2 separate regions of the Homo sapiens genome follow, and region 2 is linked to region 1. Evidence: chromatin contacts called from ENCODE Hi-C or POLR2A ChIA-PET data. All regions are on one chromosome and are shown on one strand. Each heading gives the region's core, a stretch centred on a gene start or an enhancer-like site at or near the end of the contact. The rest is flanking DNA. Distances are from core to core; before and after follow the strand shown.

Evidence for each region. Hi-C counts contacts between places; a loop is a spot of excess contacts on that map. ChIA-PET counts read pairs that join two places held with the same protein, here RNA polymerase II (POLR2A). Pooled maps may share reads with other maps.
Region 2: a loop to region 1 is called in a pooled map, with 5 times the contacts of the local background. The contact joins two enhancer-like sites. A Hi-C loop is called at or near these places in 5 of 50 pooled maps. POLR2A ChIA-PET finds 5 or more read pairs at or near these places in 3 of 52 experiments (OCI-LY7, PC-9 and activated naive CD4-positive, alpha-beta T cell).

What each region holds. Positions count from the first base shown.
Region 1 is chr3:124,993,755-124,997,466 of GRCh38, forward strand. The region is part of intron 12 of HEG1 (heart development protein with EGF like domains 1); the gene reads right to left. Among named protein-coding and RNA genes, the nearest start is that of HEG1, 60 kb to the right of the region's middle. RefSeq lists a silencer at 1,651-1,945. Within about 2 kb of position 1,862, at least 12 of the 41 ENCODE cell types and tissues checked have a DNase peak (open chromatin) inside an H3K27ac peak, as active enhancers do.
Region 2 is chr3:125,309,314-125,313,025 of GRCh38, forward strand. The region is part of intron 4 of ZNF148 (zinc finger protein 148); the gene reads right to left. It also overlaps the pseudogene DUTP1. Among named protein-coding and RNA genes, the nearest start is that of ZNF148, 64 kb to the right of the region's middle. Within about 2 kb of position 1,663, at least 7 of the 41 ENCODE cell types and tissues checked have a DNase peak (open chromatin) inside an H3K27ac peak, as active enhancers do.

The sequences.
Region 1 (3,712 bases), core at 612-3,111:
GAAGTGCTCCACTCCATGGCTGTCATCCAGGCAGATGTAAGGTCCATCTGTTGTCCTGCCCGCGAGCTGATGGGTTGGGCTGTTTTCATTTTGTATCAGAAGTGACCTGGCTCCCTGATGTCATGATATTTCTCTATTTCAAATGGGCTCATTCCGTTACGCATCAGTGGTTGAGTGCTACTGTGCCGTGGCGCTGTTCTGGGGAAACCTTGTCAGTGAGGTGCTCCTGTGCTCCTTAGGACCCAGCTTCTCATCTCACTCACCCTAGAGCAGCAGTCCCCACGTTTTTGGCACCAGTGACTGGTTTCATGGAAGACATTTTTTCCATGGACCAGCAAGGGGGTGGTCTTGGGAAGATGGTCTCGGAATGAAGCTGTTCCACCTCAGATCATCAGGCATTAGATTCTCCTAAGGACCACGTAACCTAGATCCCTCACATGTGCAGTTCACAACAGGGTCCACACTCCTATGAGAATCTAATGCTGCCGCTGATGTGACAGGAGGCGGAACTCAGCTGTGCAGCCCAGTTCCTAACTGCACCTCCTGCTGTGCAGCCCGGTTCCTAACAGACCACAAACTGGTAGGGTTGGGGACCCCTGCCCCAGAGGTATTCTGACCACAGAGCACTGAAGATGAAATGAATTTGGCAACAGCTAGTATATATTCCCAAACTGGGCTTCCCCTATTGCCATAAGACACAAGTGAATTCAAGTCTTCTGGACTTAAAAATAGAAATAAGTAGATGGTGGCATCTTTTTTTTTTTTTTTGGAGACGGAGTCTTGCTCTGTCACCCAGGCTGGAGTGCAGTGGCGGGATCTCAGCTCACTGCAACCTCCGCCTCCTGGGTTCAAGCGATTCTTCTGCCTCAGCCTCCTGAGTAGCTGGGACTACAGGCATGCACCACCACGCCCAGCTAATTTTTGTATTTTTAGTACAGACAGGGTTTCACCATATTGGCCAGGCTGGCCTCGAACTCCTGACCTCATGATCCTCCCGCCTCAGCCTCCCAAAGTGCTGGGATTATAGGCGTGAGCCACTGTGCCCAGCTGACAGTGGCATCTTAAAAACTCTTTTGTTCCCTTGCAGGAAATTATATCTAGCCATGTCAATCTTTTCCCATCTTATTTGCTGCCTTATCATCCACTCGTTCATTCAACAGACATTTGCTGAACCCTGCACTGCTCAGGACATGGTTCTAGCACTCAAGGGAATGGCAGTCGGATTAAAGAAAGAGACATGCAAACAGGTTGTGAGAATTCATTGCCAGGTGTGGTGGCTCATGCCTGTAATCCTAGCACTTTGGGAGGCCGAAGTGGGTGGATTGCTTGAGCCTAGGTGTTTGAGACCAGACTCGGCAACATGGCAAAAGCCCATCTCTACAAAGAATACAAAAATTAGCTGGACATAGTGGCAAGGACCTGTAGTCCCAGCTACTTGGGAGGCTGAGGTGGGAGGATCACTTGAGCCCAGGAGGTCAAGGCTGCAGTGAGACTTGATTGCGCCACTGCACTCCAGCCTGAGTGACAGAGCAAGGCTTTGTCTCTAAAAAGAAAAAAAAAAAAGAATTAATCATGATGCCTGCATGATGGAAGGAAGCTAAGAAACCTATGAGAGGGATATCTACTTTGATTTTATGTGTAGCTTTGAAAGTCTGGCAAAGACATTTTCTGTGAGACACCAAGCACGTTGTGTGTGCATGTGTGTGTGTGCACGCACACGCTGCAGAGAACATAGAGACTTGCTAATGTATAGCTTGAACTGCAGTGATTTAGAAAACACACACTCCTCTATCCTCTATTTATATTGAGCCTTGATTTGAGGTGTCAGTGCTCCAGCACTGATGGCCAGAAGATGTCACTGCTAACCCATCAGAACCCAGCCTAAAGGGCTGTGGCCCAAGAAGCCCGGAATCCACTCCTCAGAGGCCTGATGGTGCAAATACTGCTGAGAAAGGGCTTCACGGGGTCTCAGCAACAAGCCCAAAAGTGAATCAAGGTTTCCTTATGCTGCTTCTTGGGTCCTCACTTGGTCAACATAAGGTTGCTGGTGCCTGTGTCAGCACACTCGGTAAATCTTTCACAGCTATTGTTAATGCTAGCCTGTAACTGAAACAATTACAAAATTGCTGACTTGGAAACAGAGGAAGTGGCGCAGGCCAGCCAGAAGCAAAGGTGATAGGGCCATTGTTGAGACACTGTTCACAGGGAACACCACAGCACCATGCCCATACCTCTGCCCACCTTGTGTCATCCCCTGTCAGCAGCACAGCGCCCCAACACACATGGATGTTAGCCCAGTCCCCTTCCCATGTGAAGATGGGCTCAACTCCTCATTTGTTTTCTTTTTTTTTTTTGAGACAGATGTTGCCCAGGCTGCAGTGGTGCAATGGTGTGATTTCGGCTCACTGCAACCTCCACTCCCCGGGTTCAAGCGATTCTCCTGCCTCAGCTTCCCGAGTAGCTGGGATTACAGGCATGCGTCATCACACCCAGCTAATTTTGTATTTTTAGTAGAGACGGGGTTTCTCTGTGTTGGTCAGGCTGGTCTCCAACTCCCGATCTCAGGTGATCTGCCCGCCTCGGCCTCCCAAAGTGCTGAAATTATAGGCGTGAGTCACCACGCCCGGCTCAACTCCCCATTTCTAAGAGGTGCAAGGAACACTTTGCATTAAAGCAGATAAGATGGCATGAGGAAGCATCATCTCTTTGTAGCAATGTGGCAGTCTGGCACGGCACTGAGACATGCTGTGTCCTAGTCACACATCAGGACCTAGGCCCAACACAGAGAGTTGGCCCTCCCCTTCAAAACCCATCACAGGTCCCACCTGGAGAGCTGATGATGCGCACTTGAGAAGAACTTTGTATCCAAACCTAACAAAGTCAGAGGGTCTGAAGCTCAGGATAAGAGTGCTGCCCTGAAATATATTTTTATCTGTGATGAACAAGTCCTCTCATGGGAAGTCCTGATGGAGAAAAGTGGCATGTCGCCTCGCCCCAGTATGTGATTTTTATTCAGATTCCAGTAACATCCATTGACATCTGTCACCAGCAAGGTGTTGACTGAGTAGGAAAACTGGCCATCCATGATGGCCTTTATATCGTTAGTTTTTCTGGTGATTGCAAGTTGCAGCAGCCTTTTATAAGTCAGGGTGCGTGGTGCTCTTGGACCTGAATTAATTTTATTTTAAAGCAGTATTCTTGGACTACATTCTTTGAGCAGTTTTTCCCTGAAACTAAATGAATTTAAGCCTCACCTTAAAGGTTAGTAGAATTAGATTTCTGCTCTCAAGCACTTCATGAGACCTTTAAAACCAGAACTCATTAATTCAACAACAACCTGGACCAAATACAAGAGCAGATGCTGACAGCTTACAAAGGGCCTCTATATCCACTGCCTTCCTTAACTCTTAGAATAAATATCCAATAGAGGATCACCATACCCATTTCTCAGGAGAGGAAACCGAGGCTCAGAGAAACAAAGTGACTTGCCCAAGGTGATACATGATCAGTGAGGCAGAGTCGGGCTCTGACTCTGGCCTCAGCTGCCTCTGAAAGATATAAGCCTGACCCCACGCTTGTACTTCCACTTTAAAAGATTAGCAGACAACAGATAAAGCTTTGGGAATTAAAACAATAATTTTTCTAACTTCCTTTAAATGGAAAAAAAAAGAAAAGGCACTGCTACCACAGGCATTCCATTCTGTCTTCCTTT
Region 2 (3,712 bases), core at 413-2,912, 320 kb after region 1:
TAAAGGCAGGATACAGAAAAAAATACCTTAAAATATAATGACAAGACAGTCTTGCAAGCAAAGAAATGCAAAGTTATTATAGTTACCATAATGAAAAATCACAAGAAAGAGACATCTTTTAAGGTGAAACATGAGTAACAGTAAATTGCCAAATAAATAATATTATAGGCATATACGACATGAACAAAAGTAACAGAAAAAACCCATAGTGGACCTAGGCAACTAAATTAATTTGATATGCTTAAAGCATAAAATGGTGGCGAAAGGGGCTGAACTACAGTTAAAAAAAAAAGTTGGATAAGGGACGGGATTATGACGGCTATTTCCGCCCATGCAAAAAAGTACATTTTAGCTGTTTAGTAATGAGGAACCACTGGGGAAGTTTCAGTAAGGGAATGACATGTATACATCTCGTTTGGAAAGATCACTGTAGAAACTATCTGAAAGATACACTGGAGAAGGCGCAGGCTACTGTCAGTCCAATAAAAATGCCAGTCTATTGCAATCTATAGACTACCTCATCCAACAAAAACAGAATGCACATTCTTTTCAAGCTCGCACGTAACATTTCACCAAGGTGGACAACATTCTGGGCCATAAAATACAATCTAACAAACTTAAGAGAATAGCAATCATATGGCGTCTGCTCTAAGACCACAACAGAATTAAACTACAACTAATAACAGAATGGTAGCTAGAAAATATCTCAAAATACTTGGATATTAAACAACACACTTCTAAACAATAATGGTTCAAAGAATTTTTTTTTTTTTTTTTTTTTTTAAAGACAGAGTTTCACTCTGTCACCCAGGCTGGAGTGCAGTGGCACAATCTTGGCTCACTGCAACCTCTGCCTCTGGAGTTCAAGTGATTCTTATGCCTCAGCCTCCCACATAGCTGGGATTACAGGTGCATGCCACCATGCCCGGCTAATTTTTGTATTTTTAGTAGAGATGGGGTTTTGTCATGTTGCCCAAGCTAGTCTCAAACTCCTGAGCTCAAGTAATCCGCCACTTTAGCCTCCCAAAGTGCTGAGATTATAGGCGTGAGGCACCACACCCAGTCCAAAGAAGAAATCTTAACAGAAATTTTAAAATATATTGAACTAAATGAAAATAAAAATACAACTATCAAAATCTATGCAATGTAGCTAATGCAGTGCTTAGAGGAAAATTTATAGTATGAATGCATATATTAGAAACAAAAAATCTAAAATGAATACGCTTCCACTTTAGGAAAGTAGAAAAAGAAGAGCAAATTAAATCCGAAACAAGCAGAAAAAAATTATAAAAATTAGAGCAGAAATAAATGAAACTGAAAATAGGAAATAGAGGGAAAAAAATCAAGAAAATCAAAAGCTGTTTCTTTGAAAATATCAATAAAATAAGCAAGCCTCTACCACTGGGCAGGGGGAAATGCAGAGTTGTTCGAACATGAGTTTCAGTTTCAGTTTTGCAAGATGAAAAAGTTCTAGAGATCTGTTGTACAACAATGTCAATATAGTTTGCACTACTAAAATGGACACTTAAAAATTGTTGCTCTCTCCTCTGCTCGCATTTTCACTCTGCCATGCCCTGCTCTGAAGAGACACCCACCGTTACCCCCAGCAAACAGGCTGGTTTGCAGAGGAAGGCAGCATGCAGCTCCGTTTTGCCCCATTCTCTGAGCAGGCCACAACCCTGACTCAGGGATCCACACAGGCCACAGGCTATGACCTCAACGGTGCCTATGATGATACAATACCACCTATGGAGAAAGCTCTAGGGAAAATGGACATTCAGATAGCTCTTCCTTCTGGATGTTACAGAAGAGTAGCTCCATGGTTTGGATTAGCTGCAAAACACTTTATTGATAGATGAAGATTACTGAGGAAATGTTGGTGCTGTACTGTTTAATTTTGGCAAAAAAAAGTTTAAAGTCAGAAAAAGTGATCGTATTGCACAGCTCATTTGTGAATGAATTTTTAATCCAGAAATAGAAGTTCAAGCTTTGGATGATGCTGAAAGGCATTCAGAAGAGTTAGGTTCTATTAGAAAGTATTAAAATTTATGCTAAGAATAGAAAATGAGAACTCATACCTTTTTCTTAAAAGAGTTTTTGCTTAAAGCATTTTGGTAAAACTTCTGTAATCTTAATAGCTTTACCTTCTAAAAGTACTGCATTTTCTTATGATCAAAGAAAAGAGTACCTCTGTTCAGATCACACAGAAATTTTTTCTGCTGATAGTTGTATGTAAATCTGCTTTGTCCTGATATAAGACAGTGTCTTTTTAAAATCAAATGTACATCAATTACAGACCCCAAAAAACCCTATATAATTTAACTTAGTAAATGATACACCAAAAAAAAGGGAATTGTTAAGACAGTAATTTTTTTAAATTACTGTCTTAAGACAAGAAAAAAAGAAAAAAAGAGAAAACACAAATTACTAATATCAGAAATCAAAGAGAGGACATCACTATAAACCCCTGGACATTAAAAGGATAATAAAACAATACTATGAACTTTGTTCCCACAAATTTGACAACTTTATCAAAATAGACCAATTCCTTGGAAGACACAATCTGTCAAAACTCACACAAGAAGAATCAGATAATCTGAAGAGACCTATATTTATAGGAGAAATCAAATCAACAATAACTTTCCAAAACAGAAAGCACCAGACCCAAAGCAGTTCACTGGTGAATTCTACCAAACATTTAAGGAAGAAATTACATCAGTTCTCTACAATCTCTTCCAGAAGATATAAGCAGAGGGAATACTTGCTAATTTATTCTATGAGACCAGCATTACCCTAATACCAAAAACAGACAAAGACATCAAGAAAACTATAGACTAATATTTCTCATGAACACAAATGTAAAAATCCTCAAAATATGATCAAATCAAATCCAACCACATCTAAAAAGAACTATATACCACAAACAAGCAGGATTTATTCCAGGTATGAAAGTTGCTTCCATATTCAAAAATCAACTAATGTAATCCATTACATCATCAGGCTAAAGAGGAAAAAGTTACTGCAATGGGCTAGGTAAAGCTGGTGAATGTATGTATCAGAGCACAACTACAAGTAGTTATCCGCTCATTCACACCATGTGCCAACACCTGGACTACAGTGAAAAGTAAGACAAAACTCCTGTCCTTATGGAGTCTACAATCCATCAGAGAAGCATCGTACAAGTAAATCACAAGTCCCTATCACAGGGACTCAACCTAGAGTCAAGAGAAGTGACAGGCTGATGATGATGGAGCACTATCTAGAGGTTATAAAACAGGTATGAAGTATGACTGAGGGTAATATCTCAAGCAGGATATATTAAAGTCCTAAAGCAAAAGAAAAAGTACATGTTAGATGAACTGAAAGGAACCCAGGTTTGATATCATAGAAAGAAGAGACAAGAATTTACATGATGGTTGTGGTTTCACTGATTATTGGGTAAAAATAAAGGTAGAAGAAGGAAAAACATATGGGTGCTTATGAAACATCTTAAATGACGTCTGAGGTAGATAGGAAAGAGTAAAGGGCTGATATACTTTAAAAAGATAAACAGATCAAGCAAGCGGAGGATACAAAGAGAACAGAGAATAGGAGCATATTAGAAAAATTTAAGAAGGCAAGAATTACAGAATTTGTAGGAAAAACCCTTGAATGTGTGATATTTTTCTAGTTACGTTGAAGATTCAAATGTTTTACTCTTTAAGGAGAAACC